6 separate regions of the Homo sapiens genome follow, and regions 2, 3, 4, 5 and 6 are each linked to region 1. A link is a loop called in an ENCODE intact Hi-C map of the cell type or tissue named here. Cell type or tissue: heart right ventricle. All regions are shown on one strand. Region 1 overlaps LYZL1 (lysozyme like 1). Region 2 has its middle 49 kb from the start of BAMBI. Region 3 has its middle 49 kb from the start of LYZL1. Region 4 has its middle 160 kb from the start of C10orf126. Region 5 has its middle 160 kb from the start of LYZL1. Region 6 has its middle 15 kb from the start of BAMBI.

Region 1 (4,000 bases):
GGAGATGTAGCATAGACTAATTTATTGAAAAAGAAAAAGAATATTTTGTAAGTTAGGTGCAGAATGGACAGTACACCCTGAGAGAAACTTCAGGGCAGGCTGCTCGTAAGGATGAGACATCAAAGGCCGGCACGAGGGATGCTCCCTTTAATGGAGTCTTCCATGATTATTCATAAACGGGTGGGAAGAGGTGTTGCTAGTAAGCATGTTCTGGGCGGTCCTCTTCGTGCATTTGCGCAGTAGCTGTACATGGATGTTCATATGTCGCATGTCTCATTAGCATCTTAAATCTCCACCCAGGTGTGTGTTTTTTATTATTATAATGAGCAAAGCGTGAGTTTGAGGACAGGTAAAGTCAAAATGCGCATGTTCCCTACAGGGGAAATTCCCTTCTGGAGACAGCTTTGTTTGAATGAGCTGGCCTTCAGTGTGAATGCTGAGGCTCATCGTGTTGACTGGCCAGTCACCATAGTTGCCGTACCCCGCGGACACAGTTGCTTCCTTGCCTACCTATCCTGCCTCATATGCAACATTGTTGAGTGTCTAGACTATGTGTCTTCCTTTAAAGAGTGTTGAATTTCTTTTCCAACCAGCTAAGTTTATTCTGATCAGCGTAACTCTTAAACTTTGTTAGTGAAGTTCTGGAGTAGTTTTTAGGGTAGGGCTAGTTTAGTCCCACTACCAAGGCATAACTAAGCATCCAGTGTCTCTTTTGAATGTGCTGAGGATTCAGCAAGGTCTATTCCCTTGGGCTAGTCAGAAATCAAATGTCTTCCAGCCCCGCGAGGTCTGTAATTGCCCTGTTCCCTGGGGTAGTTCTCTGCCTAGCCCTGTGGAAATTTACCTGTGCATACCCAGTTTAGCCTTCAGTCAAAGACTGGGTGGAATCCCTTTGCAGATTTCTGCTGCTCTTCTTCTGGGTAGCTCCTGCCTCCCAGGTATTCTCCACAAAATCTGAGCTGCCTTGGCGTCTGATGTCTGTCTCCTCCTCTTAGATGGCCATCCCCTGCCTGGTTCTACCTTCCTGGTCTGCAGAGCTCCTCTGGGCAGAAAGTCATGGCAGTCACAGGGTTCACTGTGTTTTTCTCTCTCTCAAAGATCATGATCCTGCATTGCCAGTTGTCCATATCCGAAAACAATTTTTCATCTATTTTGTCTAGTCTTCTGGTTGTTTACAGTGGGAAGAGAAATCTGTGACTCCATCGTGGTCATGTTGGACTTTAAATGCAGATTACTAATTTAACATTGTTCAGTTTCATTCCAGTTAAGGAAGCCTGGGGCAAAGGTCTATCTGCAAGACAATCTTAGATTCTAAGAAATTAAAGTGTTGGACGGTTCATGGTCAGAGGTAAAAGGACACTCATATCTGTTTTCTTATCGTGAAGAGCATGGGATTTTGGGGGATAGCCTTAAAATAGAAAACAAGATGTTGGTTTTATAACTAACCACCCTCCATGAAAGGCCTCCCTTAGCCTCAGGCCAGAGAGTTTTTTATTAGAACAATGTCATTCTGTCCCACATATTACAGAAGTAGGGACATTTGTCATGGGAAACTGAAAAAAAGTTAGCATTAGGGTGTGTTTACAAGGTACGTGACGTTATATGCATGTACAGCATGGATACACTTCATGATCTTTTTCTTCTTTTTGTTTTTGGTAGAGAAGGGGGTCTCGCCATGTTGCCCAAGCTAGTCTCAAACTCCTGGGCTCAAGCGATCCTCCCATCTTGACCTCCCAAAGTGCTGGGATTACAGGCGTGAGCCACTGCACCTAGCCCGTGACCATTTTCTGAAGCTGGACAGTCTCCTCACTCTCATTCCAAATTGTATTCCTAAAATGCCTTCCTACTTTCCCTAAACTATTTGGACAGAAAATTGATGCTATATTCATATATACAAAGCATACATAAGCACACACGTTCATATACCTACACATATACATACACACAGTGTACAAAATGCCTGATGTGATGACAGTATTTACCCCCAACAGCACAGATTTCATTAAAATAAGAGCATTTGAGGAAAAAATGATTATTGACTCTCTATCTAGTGTAGTCTAGTGCACTTATATTAATTTTATTTTTCATCACCCTGGTATCTGAATTGGCCTTTGTCATCTCACAGGGGAAAGAGATGAACATCGAGGGTGTGTGGCTGCTAGATTTCACTTGGGAGGCAGGAGGATGCCGAGGAGAGACACAGATACTTTGAAGTAGAACTAACATAACTGAAAATAGGACTGAAGCTCTTTTTGTGTAAATTGTTGCTGTTTTCTGTTGGATGTGGAAGAATAAACGATTCTTTGCTGTTCAACATAACCCTTTCTTTATTCATGTTTGACAGGACAGACTGTCTATTTAAAGTAAATTGAGCAGAAACAATTACTGGCAAGAGTCCTCATTTAAAAAGTGCCATCTGAACTCATTTCTGCCCCTCTGCTGCCCTTCTGTGGCTATTTCTTGTAACAACACCTCAGTGCTCAGGGCTGGGAGGCAGGAGGGAGCTCTTGATTTCCCAGCCCCTACTTTCCCTAACATATTTTCCCAAGCAAATTCAGTCAAGTCCAACTTTCAAAACATCCCAACTGCGCAACTAAATGCTATAACAAAGTAGGAGGAGACAAACAACTGTACTCGGTGTCCACTTCCTGGTCCAATATGGCCCCACCGTCCCAGAAATCCTTACAGGGCATCCACAATCAAACTGCCCTGCCCCTAGTACAAAATGTGCTCTTTCTGTACATGCCTGGGATGACCTCCAATCCCAGAATAATAGAATGTGATCTGCTTCCTCCTCACTATGTATTATATAATCTGTGTCCCTCCAACCTCTAGAGACCGCCCCAAACCCACATCTCCCAGAAAATATGCTAGACTACTTCCAAACACAAACCACAGTGTCTCAGCATTTATCAAGCACCCGAAATAAAGTGTCTCTAAGTAACTTGAACATGTATCAGGTACCAAATGCTTAAATTTGGATAACCTCATAGATAATTACTTGAAAAATTAATAAAGTATATTTTAATTATTAACTTTATTAACATATAGTGTTTTATGAGCAGGAATCTTTGCTTAAGTGACTTCTGTTGGAAGAAGAGATCAGAGGAAAACAGAATTTAAGCCCCCTATCAGAATACAGGCTCATTAACTGGGTGTGTGACCTTGGTTTATGGGGATAAAATGGTACCCACAGAAATGGTTGTTCAGAGAACTGATGGAGATTTTGCGTGAAGAGATTTAACATGTGCCTGACATAGAGTAAGATTTCTATAAAACATAAGCTAGTAGTAATAGCTATTATTATCTGAAATATTTATATGTCAAGAAGATAGGCAGGAGATTTTATAAGCTGATATAGCTTTAGTTTTCACTGTAGAATTGTAAACCAAATGCCAGCGAATTTGCATATGTTGTTTCAATTGCTATCTCTTACTGATGATATATTTTGTCAGTTTTTCTCCTGGTTAATAGAATTTTGTTTTAAATAAAAATTAAGTCACATTCAGAATAAATTTGCTTAAAAGAAATCTGTCACTACCTTTATCTTCTAGTGAAGCTGAACTGAGAAAGCCACAAAATTAGCAACTCAGGGAAATAGCATGCTCGAGGGAAAATTCCACTTCCAACAGAGTTAACAAAATAATCTGGTATTACAATGTTCTACTGAAATGCAACATTTTATGCTAGCATTTTTTACAATTATTTTTTTCTGGTATCAAAAATAGTGCATTTCTACTGTAAACAAATTTTAGAAAATACGCAGCAAAGACTTAAGAGCATTGGTGATCCCACAGTTAAGAGCCAATCCTTCTTAAAGTATTAGTGAATTAATGACTGTCTTTTTTTTCTAAACCAGTGCTGTCTAATAGAAGTTTCCGTGATGATGAAAATGTCTTCCATCTGTGCTGTCAAACATGAGAACCACTAGCCATGAGTGGCTATAAAGTATCTGAAATGTAGCTAGAAAAAATAAGGAACTTGGCCGGGCGCGGTGGCT
Region 2 (4,000 bases), 680 kb before region 1:
GGATAGAGTCTCACTCTGTTGCCCAGGCTGGAGTGCAGCCTGGGCTCACTGCAACCTCTGCTTCCCAGGTTCAACCTCACTGCAACCATCTCGGCTCATTGCAACCTCCACCTCCCAAGTTCAAGCAATTCTGCTTCTGCCTCCTGAGTAGCCAGGATTACAGGCACCTGTCATTATGCCCAGCTAATTTTTGTATTTTTGTAGAGATGGGGTTTCACCATGTTGGTCAGGCTGGTCTTGAACTCCTGACCTCAGGTGATCCACCCGCCTCAGCCTACCAAAGTGCTGGGATTACAGGTGTGAGCCACCGCGCCCAGCCGAGGGTCCTCTTTTAAATGTGCAAAAAACTTTCCAGTTTGAACACAGTGTGAATTGCCTTCAAGAAATCTCACAGGGATGACATCATAACAGTGGAGCCCTGCAGGCAGGCCTGGGACAAAAAGATGCAGATCTGGGGAAGGAGAGGCTTCATTACAAAATCCTTTTCACTGCTTTTCCCTCAGTGGGGTTTCCAATTATGTGAACCAATTGCAAAATTTTTTCAACATTTACTTTGGTTAAATGCATGTCTCCCAGAAGAATTTGTCAGATGACGGGAGCGATTAACTTCAGAAATGGACGCACTCTCTGGTTCCCACGATCCTAGTGAGATCTTTTCATTCTACTTCTTCCACACATGCCCGTTCCCCTCTGCCCCAACCCTGCAAGACAAGATATCAACTAGCACTTTGGGAACCTTAATCGAGTCTCTTCACCTATTGTTATTTTCCATGTGGACTTTGCTGGAGCTAGCATTTCCTGCTTTAGTGTAAAAACAGAAAAGTGTTAGAAAAGCCGCTGGTAGAGAATGAAGGTGAGAACCTAGGAAGAGAAATGTGTCTGTGTCCAGCACTAGAGGAAGGAACTGAGCTGTTACCATGTAGTTGAACCAGGAAAGAGGAAAACTGTGCCTGGGGACAAGGTCAATGCAAACTGCAGAGCAAATGTCAAGCCTTTCCACTGATGCCTTGGCAGCCATTCATCATGGGGACCCCCTTGTCTGCATCCTCTCTGCTTCCAAAGAATCACTGATGATGGTCAATAGGAGGTTCTTGCTGCAAATCACTCTGGTGAATTGCATTTAATGCCGTGTAAGAATTACCATGTTTTGTTTGGCTGGGGCCACTGAACTTCTCAGGCAGGGGAAGACTGCATATCTCCAAGAAGGTTTAATGCTACCATTGAGTTTCTTGGCTGGAATCCATCCCACATCATTCAGCTTGCTCGTTAGCACCATGCAGTGCCTAGGAGTCCCACTCATATGGAAGGGCACTCATGTCAGCTTTTCTAAGTGTGGATGTTTGACATTCCAGCTGTCTCTCCTCTCTCCTCACTCAACAGTGATGCTGTGACTTCTTATTTTGAAAAATATCAAACGTATAAAAAGTTGAAAGAACTATACAGTGAGCACCTACTCGTATATTCCCCACTGAGATTCAATGATTAACGTGGTCCTATTTCTCTACCTCTCTTTCTCTGTCTCTGTATGCTCTTTTGTTTGAACCATTTGAAAGCCAATTGTAGAAACGGTGGGACATACCCCTACACACTTTAGTGTGACTCTCCTAAGAATAAAGCCATCATCCTACATAACTATAATAAGCTGGGCATGGTGGCTCACACATGTAATCACAGCATTTTGGGAGGCCAAAGCAGGCAGATCACTTGAGGTCAGGGGTTCGAGACCAGACTGGGCAACATGATGAAACCCCATCTCTACTAAAAATACAAAAATTAGCCAGGTGTGGTGGTGCATGCCTGTAGTCCCAGCCACTTGCGAGACTGAGGTACAAGAATCGCTTGAACCTGGGAGGTGGAGGTTGCAGTGAGCCGAGATCGCGCCATTGCACTCCAGCCTGGGTGACAAAGCGAGACTGTCTCAAAAAAAAAAAAAAATTTACATATATACTGTCATCACAAAAGCAAACACAATTTGATGGAATTTGGGGACAGGAATAATTAGAGAAATATCCCTATGGAGGTCAAAGCAGAGGAGGTTTCACGTTCTATTGTGCAAGCAGGCTTTTCCAATTACTCCCTACAAGCATACTGAAATGTTTTACAATGAGCATGTTCTTTTGGAGTCAGAACGAAAAAAAATACAAAACCTTTTAAAGCAGCGGTCAGGAACACTGGGTCTCAGCCACGTCTGTGGTGGCCACTGGGCTTGTCGTGGGCCTTCAACACCAGGTGGCGGTGTTGAGCTACATTCAGCAAGCCGGTACTACCCGGTGAGAAGCCTCCCTGGGAAACTAGGGATGGGGCAAGAGAAGGGTGGTTGCACTTTCAAAGTAAATGTCAGAACTTCAAGTAAATCCCTAAAGACATAGGAAGGGGGAAATGACGGAGAACTTAATGAACATATACCTCTTTTGGGGGAAGATGTTCTATACATTGTCTCAGGAGGCTGATCTACTGAATTCAAACCCTCATTCTGTCCCCTCCTTGTTGACTTGCCATGTACAAGCAACTTGACCCAGAGAATGCTGGGTTTTGTTTTATCCTATGTAGGATGACTGGCAGGGATACGGGTGACGAAAGCCCTGAGCACAGGGCCTGACACCGTGCAAGTGCATACAACGTGCTGGCTACTTAACCATGATGACTCACTTCTCTCCACAACTGAGCCACTGCTGGCTTTGTCCTCTCGAAAACCTCTTCTGCCTCTGCTCTAGTCACCTTGTTCGCAGAGCTACCTGGGTATGGGTGGACAGTGGCTTCTTTTGCAGAGTCAGGGAGGTGGACAGCACCCACATGTTGAGAGCAGGACTGCGTCACAGGCTGCAAGCACAGGAGAGTTATCCATTGGCCTCCAGAGTCCATCCTGTAGCATAAGTGTACTTATACCTGATGGACAAAGAATCTTGATTTTGGGTTCAGAATATATTGGCACAAAACCACCCTAGAATGGAAACATTCAGGCCCTCGGCCGGCTTTGCCAAGCTCCCTCCGGAGCATGCACAGTAGCTGCTTTGTTTCATAGGATGGCATCAGCCTCTCCTAAGAAGCAGGTTGGAGAGGACTCGGGGTCACTGGGTGGCTCATCCCAGCCAGCAAGCTGACCCAGAGCCCTCCCTGACAGCTCTTGCCACTGCCCACGTCCACCCAACATTGCACTGATTTCTTCTACCTGCTGCCGGTGTGTGCCCTCCCTTGTCAGAGCTCCTCTTGCCCCTTTCTCCTGGGAATGCCCGCCTCTTCCTCTAGGTATCTGCACCCAGCATCGTTCAAGAGCTGGGCAAATGCCCCTTCTTAGTGCAGATCCACTCTGCTATCTCCAGCTGTTTCCTCTGCCTGGAATGATCCCCCAAGAGTCTCAGGTGATTGGTTCCTTCACACCTCCTAGGTCTTGGCTGCAGTGCCCCTCCCCGGGGGACCTTCCCTTCCTAGTCTCGCTATCCTGTCACTCTGGGTATTTTCTTTTTCTTTTTTTTTTTTTTTGAGATGGAGTTTTGCTCTGTCACCCAGGCTGGAGTGCAGTGGCGCAATCTCGGCTCACTGCAACCTCCACTTCCCAGGTTCAAGCAATTCTCCTGCCTCAGCCTCCCAAGTAGCCAGGATTACAGGCGCCCGCCACCATGCCCAGCTAATTTCTGTATTTTTAGTAGAGAAGGGATTTCACCATGCTGTCCAGGCTTGTCTCCAACTCCCGACCTCAGGTGATCCGCCTGCCTCAACCTCCCAAAGTGCTAGGATTACAGACGTGCGCTACCATGCCCGGCCCACTCTGCGTATTTTTTTCATGGCATGTGGCCCTCTCTAAGTTTACACTAATTTATCTGTATCAGGAAAGGTCATTTTATTTTTAACGTATTTATGGTTTCTTTCCTGCTACTCGAGTAATAAATAAACTCACCAAGGGCAGGGACTTGGTCTTGTTTATTGACTGCTCGGTCCCCACACCTACAGTAGGGCCTGGCACATGAGAGATGCTCCATATGCCAGATGTGGTGGCTCACAC
Region 3 (4,000 bases), 64 kb before region 1:
GCAGGCATTTGGCTCATGAGATAAGGAAACTAAGACATACCAGCAACCAGCGCCAGCATTACTGGCTGAGAAATCTCGTTGACTTCAGGTCCTACCTGCATCACTTTTCCATGTCCAAAATATCAAGAAACACATTCAGGAAACTTAAAAAATAAAAGCACCTTCTTGAGATAAGAAATATTTTAGAAGAAGCCTAAAAATAAAATATAGTCATGATCTACATCTGCCCAGGTGTCAGATTGACGTGTCTGAATTTTATTGGAGAAGCCCTGCTGCTTGATCGCAGGCAAGAAGTTTTAATCTTTGAAGTTCCATTTCTTAATCTATAACTGCTCTGGCCAATATGGTAGGCACTTACCACTTGAACAGTACTGTAGGGGGAAAATACACTCTGGACTTCAAAGATATAGTACCAAAAAAAGAATGTAACATATATTATGAATATATTATCAAGCATTTATCATTGATAATTTTAATAACAATTACATGAAGAGATTATTATATTTTGGACATACTGGGTTAAAGAAAATATATTATTAAAATTTTTTAAAAGAATGCAATCATGATCTGAATTTAGCCAGACTGCCCTTGCATGCTGAATGTAAAACAATTCTGGATTTGAGAAGAGATTAAGTAGGACCCAGTGAAATGCTATGTTTCTGTGCTAACTATGGATAGGTGAGTCCAGAGAGAGAAACCGGGATGAGGTCAGAGGGATTCTGAGTCCTGCGGGCATATTTAATCCTCTGAATTCTTTAGGAATTCACTACCAAGTTCATTACTTGTTTGTTACCCTCTAGGCAGAAGGAATTAAAACTTTAAAAAAGGAAAAAAAAATCTGCAGTGAGAAACAGATCAAAGAGAGCTGAACTTGGTCAGTGGCATGCAGGATAAATATTATTCCATGGCTCAAACAAATCTTCTGGCTGCCTGGGTGAGACATGTTGATAAGGCACTTTTAAGTCTCTTCTTTCCACTCCCCGTCTCTCTGGCCCTGGTGACCTCTTCTTTTTATTTCTCTGAGGGGCCCCTTGTGATATTTTAATAACCAGAAGGCAAAGACAATTATCTGAGTAGTGTAGGAAGACTTCAGATCTTCAGGCAGAACCAAGAGGAGTTGCATGTGTGCCCTGCCATGCTAACCCCTGGGGAGGGTGGGATGTTTCGTGTGTTATTACCCATGGGAAGCCATTTCTATTCTGTATCAATCTGCATTACCATGAGCTATGTAATCTTCTGCCCCTACCACCTCCAAGGAGATGGTTTTAATGAATGCACTTTTGAAAGTGCCTTGTGAAAAATGCAATATTAAGAACAACCGTCAGCAGCCTGGTGACAGCTATTGCTGATGGGATCCTAGGCTCTCTGAGCCAAGTGGCCCAGGAAGTTAGCAGATTCTCCAGCCTGTGAAAATAACAAAATGTCACCCTTCTTAAACACTTGTGATGTGCCAGATGCGCTTTGCAGACATTGTCTCATTAGATCCTCACAGAGAGCCTGTTGAGTATTCCCTATTGTTCTTCAATTTTCACTGAAAAAATTAGCCAGGCGTGGTGGCGTATGCCTGTGGTCCCAGTTACTCAGGAAGCTGAGGTGGAAGGATCGCCAGAGCTCACGAGTTTGAGGCTGCAATGAGCTGTGATCGTGCCACCGCACTCCAGCTTGGGTGATAGAGTGAGAACCTGTCTCAAAACAGACAAAAATTTTCACTGATGAGAACTTACGCAAGGTCACAGAACTACAAAGTGGCAGAGTCGGAATTAAAAACCAAGTGTGTGCAAACTCAAAGCCCAGGCTCTGAACCACTAAGCCATGAAGGTCCCTTGTGCTGTGTTTCCACACTTCCTGTGAAACTGTCAAGCTCTTAAGAATTTTTCTGACCTTCCTGACAAAGGAAGTTTTCCAACCTGCCCCTGTTACTTTTAGAGTTCCTGTTGCCATCGCACATCTCTACCAGTGTGAGTTTATTTGGAGGTGGTTGTCCAGACATTCCAGGGCGGCCGTTACAGTTGTTTCCATGCAACTCTAGGAGGAGCCTCTAGGAGGAGCCATCCGCCATGATGTTGTGCAGTGCACAACATGCCCAGTGGTACCCTGGACCCGCAGGAAAGAAGGTCAGATGATCCCTAATTGTCACCAGCTCTTATACTCCCATCTCATTCCTGATGAATATAGAACAAAGTACTATGTGTCAAAAGTGTTCCATGGCATTGATTTAAATATTATCCTGGGTTTCTTCTCAACTTACTTAAGCGAATTTACTTAACCATTCTTCTAAGTGATCTCCTCTGTGTTTGCTTCTCTAACATTTTTTTTAGGTAAAGTAGTCAGAACCAGAAATATCACATATGGGTAGCTTCTGGCACTGGCTGCAAGGGAGTCTGTGAAGTTTATGAAGTTCATCTACAAGGCCATGGGACTTGTATTTTAACATAAAAATCCGTAAACTTACTTACATAATTGCAGTTTCTTCAGAGTTATATATGCGAATCCCTTGATAGTTACTTTCAGAGACTGTCTCATCCTTTTAATTAAAAGATTTGGAAAGAATGATTTTTTAAAAGCCTTTTTATGAAAAATTTTGAGGTCATATTTAATCTGGGGAAAAGGTGATCAAAGAAAACATTAAGAGTTTTACCTATTTAAAAAAAAAACAGTGAGATAATAAAAGAATTACACTTCTTTTGTGTGTTAGCTTATAAACAACCTCATGAAAAGCCCAAGAGATGTCTTAAAATATTTTTTGAGGGATAGTGTCATGTTGAAATAAATGACAACTGTAAAGAAAGATAGTCACTCGTTCTATAAAAGTAAGATTTAAAAGAAATTGTTTTTTTTTTTTATTCACATCTGTCATGCGAGGATAATGCTCAGTTCTTGGTGTTTTACTCCTGATTGCTTGTTGAAGAATACAAGGTAAAAATAAATTAAAATAACTACCCCAAAATGCTAAATTGAACTCTGCGGCTTGGCGTAAAATTTAGGGCTTATGTTTAAAAATTTATTTTTAAGAAAGTAATTCAGAGGAGGGAGAAACCACTGAAAACAGTAGTTCCTCTGCCAAGTTTAGCTGCTGACCATCTAACTGCCTGGCAACCAAATGTTCCATGAACTCCAAGCGCCAAGTAGCAGCCTTGGGCTGCCTCTGAGCATGCGCACAAACAAACACACTTGCACGGAGTGTTGCTCATTATGGATGGAGGACAGGCTGTTTACAAATCTGCCATAGATTAGGCCTCTGAACCCCAGGCGTAGTAGACAGAGGGATCCCACCGCTGTGCAGCTTGGACAAAAGGCGCTGTCCTCCACCCCAGGCAGAGTCCTTGCAGGAGCTGGAAGACTCCCGCTTGCAGCAGGGCACGGGCTGCCCATTGGAGCCAGAGCAGATCAGGGTGTTCTCAGTGTCCTGTCCTGAATGTACCGATCAGATAAGCCACAGGGCTTTCACAGGGATTGTTAATAAGGTGGGAAGGCCAGGAGGGGTGTCAGAGCAGTGACATTCCCTCCATCGGGATAGAAATAGAGAGGATGGGGCTGGGTGTGTGGCTCACGCCTCTAATCGCAGAACTTTGGGAGGCTGGGGTGGGAGAATCGCTTGGGGCCAGGAGTTTGAGATCAGCCTGAGCAACACAGTGAGACCCTATCTGTATGCACATACACATACACACACAAATACACAAGCCATAGTGAGCTATATGAGCACTCCACTGCACTCCAGCCTGGGTGACAGAGTGAGACCCTGCCTCAAGAAGAAGGGAAAGAAAAGAAAAGAAGGAAAGAAGGAAGGAAGGAAAAGGAAGGAAACGAAGAAAGAGGGAAGGAAGGAAAAAGAAAAGAAAGGGGGGCAGAAGGAAGGAAGGAAGGGAAAGAGAGAGAGAAAGAAAGAAAAGAAGAGGAAGGAAGGAAGGAGAAGTGGAGGGGAGGGGAGGAAGGAAAAGGGAAGGGAAAGGAGGGGGAGGGAAGGGAAGAAAGAGTGGGGTTACTTTTCCCTGAAAGTTCC
Region 4 (4,000 bases), 300 kb before region 1:
CTGCCTTTAAATTGTATTTATACTACACTCCAGCCTGGGTGACAGAGTGAGACCCTGTCTCTAAAAAACCAAAATGTATTTAAAGTTATTTTTTCTTTTTTGACATATAGACAATTTTAATTTTAATGCTTTTTTTTTTTTTTTTGAGATGGACTCTCGCTCTGTCACCCAGGCTGGAGTGCAGTGGCGTAATCTCGGCTCACTGCAAGCTCTGCCTCCTGGGTTCACGCCATTCTCCTGCTTCAGCCTCCCGAGAAGCTGGGACTACAGGTGCCCGCCACTATGGCTGGCTAATTTTTTGTATTTTTAGTGGAGACGGCGTTTCACCGCGTTGGCCAGGATGGTCTCCATCTCCTGACCTCGTGATCCGCCCAGCTCGGCCTCCCAGAGTGCTGGGATTACAGGTGTGAGCCACCGCACCCGTCCAATTTTAATGTTATCAACATTGCTGAAGCCCGAAAAAAGTAAAAAAATGTGTAAGCTGCTATCTCTGTCTTTAAGGAACCTACAATCCAATTGTGGAAATAAGAGATAAACGCATGTAGAATAAACAATGCAATATCTTAAAGCAGCAGCTTTTCACAAAGAAAGGGAGTAGCCACCAGGAGATAGGCTTGCCCAGAGTACTAAAAAGCCCCTTTGGCTGGGCACCATGGCTCATGGTGTGCGTCTGTAGTCCCAGCTACTTGGGAGGCTGAGGTGGGAGGATTGCTTGGGCCTGGGAGATTGAGGCTTCAGTGAGCTGAGATCGCGCCACTGCACTCCAGCCAGGGCAAAAGTGCAAGACCCTGTCTCAAAAATAAATACATAAATAAACAAAAATGAAAAGCCCCTTAGATGCTATTGATCATCACTCTTCCCCTCCCTTAGTTGGTAACCAGAGGTCTCAATGTAACTGGACAGGAATAAAGAGTGTCTCCAAGTGGTGTGTAATTAATATGTGATACTTGGGCCTCCCCTTCTGACACCTGGAGACATTTTCTCTTTTCTGGTCGACAGACTGCATACCTGTGCCAGTACCTTTGATAATATCAGTGATCTAAACTGTTTATTTATGGTTTGTGAAAAGTTAGAAAAGTATCTTGAAAAGAATTTTGGAGGAAAGAGAGTGAACATTAACTCTAATGATTTTCTTTTTTGTATCCTTGAAATTATATTGTGTTGTGTTTAAGCACTGAGGGTTTTGCTGGTCTTTGTGTCTCTCTTAGTATCTTGTAGAGTACCCAGCACATTTGTCAGAATTTGTGATGCGGTTTAAAGACTCAAAGCCAATGAGACCTGGTTATCTGTGGGGTGCTGCTGTGGCATGAATGTTTGTGTCTCTCCAAAATTTATGTTATAACATAATCCTGGCCAAGCACGATGGCTCACACCTGTAATTCCAGTGCTTTGGGAGGACGAGGTGGAAAGATTGCTTAAAGCCTGGAGTTCAAGGCCAGCCTGGGCAACATAGTGAGACCCCTGTCTGTACTAAAAATTTAAAAAATTAGCTGGGCATGGTGGTGTGTGCCTGTAGTCCCAGTTACTTGGGAGGCTGAGGTGGGAGGATCACTTGAGCCTGGGAGATTGAGTCTGCAGTGAGCTATGATTGTGCTACTGCACTCCAGCCTGGGCAACAGAGCGAGACCCCGTATCAAATAAAAAAAAAATTTAAAAAAAGAAAGAAAGGAAAAACCCACCAAATGCAATTGTGTTAGGAGATGGAGGTTTTAGGATTTGATCATGAGGGCTCTGTCCTCCTGAGTGGAATTAGTGCCCTCATAAAGCTCAAGGAAGCCTGTTGGGCCTTTTTGCTGTTTTGGTATAGGCTGACACAGCACTCATGTCTTCAGCCACCTGAGAGCTCGGCATGGAAGCAGAAGGCAAGCCCTTACCAGACACTGAACCTGCCAGTGCCTTGCTCTTGGACTTCCCAGCCTCCAGAACTGTGCAAAATAAATTTCTATTATTATAAATTATCCAGTCTAAGGTATTTTGTGAGGGCAGCGTGAACTAAGGCAAGCGCGTACGGTGCGAGGATTCAAGGGGCGAGGAGTGCGGTTAAATAACCTGGCTGCAGGAATCAGGAACAGAAATTTGAGCGGGCAGTTGCCCAAGGTAATGCAGGCCTGGGTGGTGGGGGATGGATGGAGGCCTCCCCGTGATACATTCCTCTGGATCGTTCTGCAGAGCAGCAGGAGGCCTCTAGAGAGCAGAAGCTTTTTCACGTTAGATGGACTTCAGCCAGTGGGGTGCTGGTAAATGTTTAACAACTGGGTCTCTGGGGAAGCATAGTCCTGGTTTGAAGCATTTGCTGATTTCCGTGGTATAAATACTCCCAGTGTGGAGTATTGCAAGCCCCCACTGTGAAGGAAGTCACTGAATGTGCAAGTGGAAAGAGATGCGTGCCATGGGCTCTAGTGAGTTGGTGTGAGCTGACCGCATCTTGTTTCTGTGCAATCTATTCATTTATTCTTTCATTCATGGCAGGACCACAAGTAGTTCTTGAGGCAGGAGCCAGTGGGGGCGGAATTTAGCATCCCATGGGAGGCCAGGAGCACAAAGCAGACAGTGTGTCCAAGCACCAGCCCCACACGCTGGAATCGGGGCTTGGCTTAGAGGCAGGAAGACATGGTGCTAAGTTGAAAAGCTGGGGCAAGTTTCAGTCATGACAGTGGGGGAGGAAGACTGATTGAGGGGCTGCAGTGGGGCCCAGCACTCTTCCCTGGCCAGTTTCAAAACTGATGTCATGATCTAGCAATTGATGTCCTTGAAGCTCTGGATGTCTGTTCTCCCCTGCTCAGACCTGGCTCAGATACAAACAAGGGTTATGAGGGAGAGAACAGCAGGGAGCCCGAAACCAGGGGCCAGGCAAGATAAGGACTTCAGTAAACACCCAGCACATGAATCTGATGTCTTCATTTACCCACAAATGAGGGAATGGAGTATTCCTATTATTACAATATTTCACCCTTATGAGGAGTTAGATTATCACCTAATTTATTCAACCAACAAATATTTTTAGATGAACAAGAGAGACAAGAGTTTGCTTTTGTGGAGGCTGCATTCTTGTGGAGGAGACAGATAACAGACCATTTATAATAGTACCAAATTGTTTCTGATCGAGACAAAGGCTAGGAAAGGCTGAGGGAGGGGTGGCAGATCTGGGACAGGAGATGTGTCCCTTTATACAAGGTGGTTGTGTTCTTTCTGAGGAGATATTGGGGCTGAGCAAGAACAATGAGAAGGGACCCATCATTCAAAGAGCGAGGGGCAGAGGCAGAAGACAAGGCAAGTGCCAAGGTTTTGAGGCAGGAAGAACAGGAAAGGAAGCCCAGCCTTTTTGGGGAGAAGACAGGAGGGTGGAAAGCCGAAGTGTGGTGAGAGAGAGGGTGGGACAAGATGAAGTCAGAGAGATGGTGAGCTCCTGATCTGTGGGGCCTTGAAGGTCAAATGAACAGTTTGAATTTGGTTCTAGGTGAAATGGAAAGTCCCCTAGGCAATGCCATTTTCCTGGTTCATGGACTCAGACTGGGAAAATGGCAATGCCTGGGAGGTCCACCCCATCCCCTGACTTACTGAATAAGAATATAAGAATCTGGTTTTTTGTTTGTTTGTTTGTTTTTCTTGTTTTTATTTTTTTTGAGACAGAGTCTTGCACTGTTGCCAGGCTGGAGTGCAAGGGCGTGCTTTTGGCTCACTGCAACCTCTGCCTCCTGGGTTCAAGCGATTCTCCTGCCTCAGCCTCCTGAATAGCTGGAACTACAGGCACGCACGACCACGCCAGCTAATTTTTGTATTTTTAGTAGAGATGGGGTTTCCCCATGTTGGCCAGGATGGTCTCCATCTCTTGACCTTGTGATCCGCCCGCCTTGGCCTCCCAAAGTGTTGAGATTACTGGCGTGAGTCACCGCACCTGGCCAATAATCTGTTTTAACCAGGTCCCTAGATGGTTCTCATGTACTGTAATGATCTGCTCAGGGTGTCATAACAAAATACCATAGACCGGGTGGCTCAGACA
Region 5 (4,000 bases), 170 kb before region 1:
GGTGCGTGTCACCACTCCTAGATAATTTTTGTATTTTTAGTAGAAACGAGATTTCACCATGTTGGTCAGGCTGGTCTTGAACTCCTGACCTCAGGTGATCCATCCACCTCTGCCTCCCAAAGTGCTGGGATTACAGGCATGAGCCACTGCGCCCGGCCCAAAATAAACTGTCTAACTTAACTGGAGACCTGTCTGAAATTTTCAAAGTTCACAGAGGGAAAAAAGAGAAGTGACAGAATACAACTCTAGCCTTATCTTTTCATATCCATAGAGAAAGAGCTCTGTAATGTTATGCAAAATGGCAGAAATGCCAGTTTGTGAAAAGAGACAATTGTTTTAACACACACAAAAAAACCTCCTAGTCATTGGGAATGACCAGAGTTTTTAAGAGAAAAAAGTCACAGAAGTCAGAAAGTCTGCCTATAATCCTGAATCAAAAAATCTGGAGTCAGAATAAAAAGTTGGTCGGGAAGTATTTGCTTACGTAAAAGAAAAACTGTGAAAAACCTAGGAATTTGGGTTCGCAAAGTCTTCTTAAGCCCTGTGATTTCAGTTTTGTTCTTCCTTTCTTGTTATTCTGGATTAGAGTGTTATTCTTGTGATTTTTGAAAAATGAAAAATATGGCCTTATACTCTTGCCTAATACATGATTTCTGGAAATAAGAGGTGAAAAAGTGAGTTCATTTCTTCTTTAGCCCAACCCTAACCAAGTGTGAGCTAAGGAATTCTATATTTTATTTCTATTTATTTATTTTTAAGAGACAGCTTTGCTCTGTTGCCCAGGCTGGAGTGCAGTAGTGGAATCATAGCTCACTGTAACCTCGAACTCCTGGGCTCAAGTGATCCTCGTGCCCTAGCCTCCTGAGTAGCTGGGACTAGAGGTATGCACCACCATACCCGGTTAAATTTAAAAAGTTTTTTTTTTTTTGTAGAGACAGAGTCTGGCTACATTGACCAAGCTGTTCTCAAACTCTTAGCTTCAAAAAATCTTCCCACTTTGGCCTCCCAAAATACTTACAGATAGCTACACTCCTGGCCGGGAATTCTTAATATGTTTGTAACAGAAGGAAGGAAATTAGGGGCATATTGGGTTTTGTTGTTATAGTTTGTCTGTTTTTTTAATTTAAGCTATGCCATAGAGTTTTGTGGACACTATGAAACTTAGGATCATTACTATGTATTTAACAGAGTAAGTGTTCTAACAGCGCAGTGGAGAATAATATTAATAGTTGTGCACCTCATTTCTGGACAAATCTGACAATAAGCTCATTGGATGAGTAGCAAAATCATAATCTCAGAAATTTCTGAAACAGAAGAGCGTACTATCTTTTGGAGAATTAACTTCATTCAGAGCTTTCATTTACATTCTTCTTATGTTTTTATTTTGCCTTTATATATTCTTTTGTAATTTACATATTCCTGTACGATCCTAAAATCTTTCTGAAACAAGCAAGAATATAAATTTATTATTTTGATAAGTGTTAGAAATTAATTTTTACATTTTTTTTTAAGAGACGGAGTCTCACTCTGTTGCCCAGGCTGGAGTGCAGTGGCATGATCTCAGCTCACTGCAACCTCTGCCTCCTGGGTTATAGCAATTCTCCTGTCTCAGCCTCCCGAGTAGGGCGAGGCTAATTTTTTGTATTTTTTTTTTTTTTTTTTTTTTTTAGTTTCATCGTGTTGCCCAGGCTGGTCTCGAACTCCTGAGCTCAGGCGATCCACCTGCCTCGGCCTCCCAGAGTGCTACGATTTCAGGCGTGAGCCACCGCATCAGGCCAATTTTTACCTAATTTTTTAAAACACAAAGTTATTCTTGTAACCATTGGCATTATAACTGTTAGCAAAAAGCAAGGGCTCCTCCTAGTGATACTGCAAGTCAGTGCAGCGTACTAATTCCAGGTGTATTTGTTTTCTTTGTTGTGTAACAAGTTCATTATCTTTAGTAAACACACACTGGAAATCTGTTGAATTCAGGGATCAATAATGAAGATGTGTATTTTAGGGAAACTGCAGTAATTCCTTCAGGCCACTAGGGGCCATTTGACTAAATTCTCTTCCCAGTTCAAAGGAAAGGTCCCCAGTGCACCCCCAGGGAGCAAAAATAAGGACCTCCTCCCATCCTAAGGTGGGATATTCTAAGGGTAGAATCAGGTGCATCATACTCAGCAAATCAGTATTTCTCTAATTTTATTACTTTTTGAAACCTCTTTAAAAGGAAAAAATACATGTGAATTCCCCAGTATTGACATGGGAATGGATTACTGTACAATAGTGATGCATGTATAAAATGATTGCTCTGACCATAATTGTCAACAAAAGTCGGTAGAATGAAAATAAGAAAGCTGATGTCCCTTTCACTACTACCTGCTGTGGTCAAATATTGCTTGCCTACTCTTTATCCTAAAAAAAGAAATGGGGCTAACATCCTACCTCCCACTTCCACCAAACCCTCCATCCAACAGCAATTTGTCCTCTTATGCAAGGTGAGAAGAATTGCCCCAGTTGTTCTGGAAAAAGTGTTCTTTTTTTTTTTTTCCAGACAGAGTCTCGCTCTGTCACCTAGGCTGGAGTGCAGTGGTGCGATCTGGGCTCACTGCAACCTCCACCTCCCAGGGTTAAACGATTCTTCTGCCTCAGACTCCTGAGTAGCTGGGATTACAGGCATGTGCCACCACACTTGGCTAATATTTGTATTTTTAGTAGAGATGGGATTTCACCCTGTTGGCCGGGCTGATCTAGAATTCCTGACCTCAGGTGACCCACCCGCCTCAGCCTCCCAAAGTGCTGGGATTACAGGCATGAACCAGTGCACCCAGCTAGAAAAGGTGCTCTTTTCTTTGTCCTTCCCTGCCTTTGTTCGCTTCCTAAGTGGTACCATTCTTGGCCAGGTACACCATTGTCTCTTTGAAGGTAATTAAACAGATTGTATAAGATGTCATTAAGTTTTATCACAATTGCACACAAGGACAGACTATTGGACACAACCACCTAAGTACATACGTCCTAGATACTTAGGTGGCCATGAAGCACAGGTCAGAGTCAGGCCAAGGTTCAGCTGACTGTAGGAAGGCCTCACCTTCCTTTTGATGCGGTTACAAGATGGTTCATTTGCTACCTTGCAGAAATAGCTTTGAAGAAAAGTACTGTAAGCTGCGTGGTTGTAATTGGATTTAAGTACTGTTGAATATAATATAAAAGTGACGCATCCTCCTAATAATTAAAGTTGTCATCTCCAGGTTTTATTCAACATTTGAATCATGCTCAAACTTGCAGACTTGACTTAAAGCTTAGATGCTTCATCTCCAAAAGAAGCTGGCCATGGAGTACAACAAGGAATCTAGTAGCAGTCTGGAGTTTTCCTCTAGAAAGTGCTGTGGTCTCAAAATGCAGTCCTGGGTATCTGGACACAATCCCACAAAGGGTGACTGCTAAAAAGAAAAGATTTCAGGATTGAGGAACATAGCTCCTTCTTCTAATGCACACTATGTTGGGATGGTGGGATGAAGGCCGAAATTTTCCAGGTTGGAGTCTTTTGGTGGTTTGTTTGCTTATCCTGTATCTGGAGTTGAGAAGAAACCAAGTTTGAGATTTAGGATGTGGACAGGAGGTAGGAGTTTTGCCCATAAATTACAACAGAGTCTGAACCCATGGGGACTGCCAAGAAGACAAAGTGGTCACAATTGGCTTGGGCCCGAAGCCAGGGCCCCTGCAGAGCAGGAGCCCAGTTGGGGCCTCCTCCCAGAGCCAGTGCAGCTCTGCCTGTGCGTGGATGATAAGCTCTGTGCTGCTTCCTCTGAATCATGAAAACAAACAGACCGGGCCACGATGGAATAAATGAAGCTGCAGATGAAAGACATTTTGAAGACGAACATGAATTAGAGGGTTGGAGGGATCTGATTTTGACTTTCACATTCATCTGCCTTCTCCTTTCAGCAGTGGGGCCAAGGTGGCCGGCCAAGCCACTGGGACTTCTACAAGGGCCTCTGCAGGCAGGAGGCTA
Region 6 (4,000 bases), 640 kb before region 1:
AAATATATTTTATTTTTATGTAATTGGAATAAAAATTGCAAACACTTTTAAAAAAGAAGAAATGCAAATTCTCAGGCCCTACCTCAACCTTACTAAATTGTACACTGTGGAATGGGGCCCATGAATCTGTTTTTCCAAGCACTCCAGATGATTCTAAAGCATGCTGAAGTTGGAGAATCACTGACCTAGGTCTTTGGAGCCTCTGCAAGAACCAAGAACGAGGACTCCACTTTAACAGCCTTTTCATTATCTATCTTGCATAGTGTGAGCAAGCCGCACAAAAGAGGCTTCAACTCCTAGAGCCAGGAGGGACTTGAGAAGCCATTTCTCAGGTCAGTTTGTTTTGTAGCTGAGGACTTTGCAACCCAAGGGGCTAAGTGAAGTCTGACCCAGAGCCAGGCCAACAGCTGATGTCAAGGCGACTCTCAGCCCAGGGCCCTTCCTGTGTGTCCTCTCCCTGTCTTGTAGTCAGAGCAAAAGCACCATGCAGTTGTGACCTGAAGGCAGTAGAGCTTGAAGGAGCAAGGTCAGGTGGAGAAGCTGGGTTTAGGTAGACCCACTTCGTTCTAGCCCAGAGGGTGGGGCCCCAGGGGAAGTTACAGCTACCTTCCTTGTTCTTGGTCTTGTAAATTGCCTGATGGGTTCTTCCTGCCTGCTACAGACAAAACCAGTTCGCTGAGACTGTGGTATTGCAGTAAAGAAAGAGTTTAAGCTGTGTGTGGTGGCTCACACCTGTAATCCCAGCACTTTGGGAGGCCGAGGTGGGCAGATCAATTGAGGTCAGGAGTTTGAGACCAGCCTGGCCAACATGGCAAAACTCTGTCTCTACTAAAAATACAAAAATTAGCCAGGCATGGTGGCTTGCACCTGTAATCCCAGTTACTAGACAGGCTGAGGAAGGAGAATTGCTTGAACCCAGGAGGCGGAGGTTGCAGTGAGCCAAAATCACGCCACTGTACTCCAGCCTTGGCGACAGAGCAAAAGCAAGAGTTTAACTGACTTGAGGCTGGCCGTGTGAAAGAACTGGAATTGTCACTCAAATCAGTCTCCCAGAAAACTGGGGTTAGGGTTTTTCAAGGATAGTATGGTGGGCTGGAGACTAGGGAATGGATGCTGCTAACTGGTTGGTGATGAAATCACAGGGTGTGGAAAAATGCTTCTTGTTCACTGAGTCTGCCTCTGGTTGATGGCCACAGGACTGGTTGAGTCATGAGTCACGATCCTGGGTGGGGCCAGTCGGTTGCCAGAATGCAAATATCTGAAAAACATCTCAAAAGACCAATCTGAGCTTCTACACCAATGGTGGTATCTATAGGAGCAACTGGGGAAGTCACAAATCTTGTGGCTTCTGGCCACAGAACTCCTGAGCAGTAAGGGATTATAGAAACTATTCCTACATTTTAGCAGAGTTCAGGACCCTCCCATAATTTTAATCTCATCGCCTTTCATTAGTTTTTGGTCCCTGAGCAAGGAAGGGGTTACTTTGAGGGAGGGACCATTATCATTCTTGCTTCCAACTTAAACTATAAACTAAATTCCTCCCATGGTTAACTTGGCCTATGCCCAGGTGTGAGCAAAGACAGCCAGCCTGTGAGGCTAGAGCAAGATGGAGTCAGCCATGCTACACCTCCCTCACTATCGTCATCTTTCAAAGGCAGTTTCAGCCTGGAAGATAAAATCATCTCCAGGTCCTTAGCGATTGGTGGGTCTCCCATTTATGGTCCTTGAAATGGAACCAGGTATGGACCCCAGGGGCCCTGGGGTGTCCCTTCCATGGAAGCCATTTCCCTGACTGGTGTGAGGGTCAGGAATTTCCCATAGAGCATTTTTCCATAGGAGAAGGCCAAGCTCTGTGCAGAAGGACCTTGCAAATAAAATGAAGCATTGGAGAAAGCAGCTACTGACAGCTCCCTAGACAGGTTGCTTCCTGTAACTGAAAGCTGAAATCCAAGAATGACCTAAAACTCATTCCCAGAATTCCTTACTTTAGGCTCATAGAAACTGAGACAAGTTTGGGAGTGGTAGTTATTTAATCAACTCAAAAACAGCCCATATTTTCAGCTATAAAGTCTCTCCCCTTCCTCTCCTTCCCTTCTCCTCCCTCTCTTAACAATTTCTTGCCACATCCTGTTCAAGGAGAAACAAACCACTATTTGCCAGTGATGATCCCTTCATAGCTTCCCAGCCTTTGAGATGGAGGGTGGTGTCCTGAACTCAGAGCTTCGGTGCAGTTGGTGTGACCTTGAGGAAGCCATTTAACCTAGTCTTGGTCCCCTCAACTGTAAAATCAGAGACAGATGTGATCTTTCTTTTTTTTGAGATGGAGTCTCACTCTGTCACCCAGGCTGGAGTGCAATGGCACAATCTCTGCTCACTGCAACCTCTGCCTCCTGGGTTCAAGCAATTCTTCTGCCTCAGTCTCCCGAGTAACTGGGATTACAGGCTTCCGCCACCACGCCTGGCTCATTTTTTGTATTTTTAGTAGAGACAGAGTTCACCATGTTGGCCAGGCTGGTCTCGAACATCTGACCTCAGGTGATCTACCCGCCTCAGCCTCCCAAAGTGCTGGGATCACAGGCGTGAACCACCGTGCCCAGCCTCATTTTTATTAATTAATTAATTAATTTTTGTTTGTTTTTTGAGAGAGGATCTCGCTCTGTTGCCCAGTCTGGAGTATAGTGGCATGATTATGGCTCACTGCAGCCTCAATCTCCATGGCTCAAGCGATCTTCCCACCACAGCCTCTGAGGAATTTGGGACTACAGGCACATGCCACCATTTCTGGCTAATTTTTGTATTTTTTGTAGAGACAGTGTTTCACTGTGTTGCCCAGGGTGATCTCAAACTCCTGGGCTCAAGTAATCCACATGCCTCGGCCTTCCAAAGTGCTAAGATAACAGGCGTGAGCCACCGCATCCAGCCCCCATCATTTAATTTAAAGAGTGGCTGATGTGGTCTCACATAGCTCTTAGCATCCGCATGAACTATATGATTAATATGATCAGTATAGACTGGGGATTAATGTAGAGTTAGAGGCTGATTTTTCCTGTTAGTCTCTTGGCTTTGGTCTCCAACTGGATAAGAGTTCCTGTTAATACAATGCTGTCAGTTTCAGTTAGGGACAAAAATTCAGTCGCCCATCATTTGGTGTTATATAGATCAGGAAAGGAGGGGATCATTTCTTAATTCATCTGTTTGGGGGCTTCCTGTTTGTTTGCTTTTTAAAGTCAGAGTCAGTCAAAAAGTTTGTATTCAAGACCAGCCTGGCCAACATGGTGAAATCCCATCTCTACTAAAAATACAAAAATTAACCAGGCATGGTGGCTAATTCCAGCTACTTGGGAGGCTGTAATCCCAGCTACTTGTGAGGCTAAGGCAGGACAATCACTTGAACCCAGGAGGTGGAGGTTGCAGTGAGCCAAGATCACACCACTGCACTGCACTCCAGCCTGGGCAACAAGAGTGAAACTCCATCTCAAAAACAAACAAACAAACAAACAAAAAGTTTCTAAATTTGTAGGGGAAAAAAAGGCCAGGTTTAGATCATAGAGATTAGGAATGATGCCTTGTACTGTTCAGTTAGCACATTTCCATTCAAAAATATTAAGACCCAGAAATGAACTCGGATGGCCCAGAATAGAAACTCTCCCTTCTGGTGGGTGGCACACACTCTTAGGCAAGGGTGATTTATTTAGAACAATGGCCACTGTTGCACTTCATGGCATATATGCACCTGCTGGAGGTAACACCACCTCTTCTCTGTCTTATGCACAAAGGGAATTTGGCTCATTATTGTCTGAAGCCTTAAAAAGACTCTGGGAACAGGGGTCACAGTCCTCTTTTACTGAGATCATTGCATGACATGGAGACAGAGTCATTAAAATATCGAGTCTAAATATTTCCTAGAACGACCTTGCTTCTTGTATCAACAGCAAACAGCAGCTGCTGTCTTCCCAGCTGAGCGCTGCTTCCCTCTCACCACAAGAGGGCGAGAAAGACC

The links. Peaks named below come from ENCODE experiments on the same cell type or tissue, not always from the same donor. Only the 100,000 strongest peaks of a DNase experiment are listed, where the experiment ranks them.
Region 2: a loop joins it to region 1, with 23 times the contacts of the local background. A loop is called at or near these places in 58 of 110 quality-filtered maps.
Region 3: it touches region 1 in a loop (2.7-fold over the local background); 23 of 110 quality-filtered maps call a loop at or near these places.
Region 4: a loop joins it to region 1, with 7 times the contacts of the local background. A loop is called at or near these places in 19 of 110 quality-filtered maps.
Region 5: it touches region 1 in a loop (5-fold over the local background); 33 of 110 quality-filtered maps call a loop at or near these places.
Region 6: a loop joins it to region 1, with 21 times the contacts of the local background. A loop is called at or near these places in 97 of 110 quality-filtered maps.

Annotation. Positions count from the first base shown.
Region 1 is chr10:29,302,286-29,306,285 of GRCh38, forward strand. All of the region lies in intron 3 of LYZL1 (lysozyme like 1), which reads left to right. Among named protein-coding and RNA genes, the nearest start is that of LYZL1, 15 kb to the left of the region's middle. RefSeq lists an enhancer at 109-645. In heart right ventricle, CTCF peaks have their summits at 2,454 and 2,668; a DNase peak (open chromatin) is centred at 2,476; H3K27ac peaks cover 618 bases.
Region 2 is chr10:28,626,081-28,630,080 of GRCh38, forward strand. No RefSeq gene overlaps it. Among named protein-coding and RNA genes, the nearest start is that of BAMBI, 49 kb to the right of the region's middle. RefSeq lists a silencer at 2,132-2,311. In heart right ventricle, a CTCF peak has its summit at 2,224 (motif pointing right); a DNase peak (open chromatin) is centred at 2,231.
Region 3 is chr10:29,238,023-29,242,022 of GRCh38, forward strand. No RefSeq gene overlaps it. Among named protein-coding and RNA genes, the nearest start is that of LYZL1, 49 kb to the right of the region's middle. In heart right ventricle, a CTCF peak has its summit at 2,045 (motif pointing right); no DNase peak of the experiment used is centred here; H3K27me3 peaks cover 48 bases.
Region 4 is chr10:29,005,654-29,009,653 of GRCh38, forward strand. No RefSeq gene overlaps it. Among named protein-coding and RNA genes, the nearest start is that of C10orf126, 160 kb to the left of the region's middle. In heart right ventricle, no CTCF peak of the experiment used is centred here; no DNase peak of the experiment used is centred here.
Region 5 is chr10:29,128,397-29,132,396 of GRCh38, forward strand. No RefSeq gene overlaps it. Among named protein-coding and RNA genes, the nearest start is that of LYZL1, 160 kb to the right of the region's middle. In heart right ventricle, CTCF peaks have their summits at 1,908 and 2,113; a DNase peak (open chromatin) is centred at 3,766; H3K4me3 peaks cover 16 bases; H3K27ac peaks cover 309 bases.
Region 6 is chr10:28,660,050-28,664,049 of GRCh38, forward strand. No RefSeq gene overlaps it. Among named protein-coding and RNA genes, the nearest start is that of BAMBI, 15 kb to the right of the region's middle. In heart right ventricle, a CTCF peak has its summit at 3,972 (motif pointing right); a DNase peak (open chromatin) is centred at 3,982.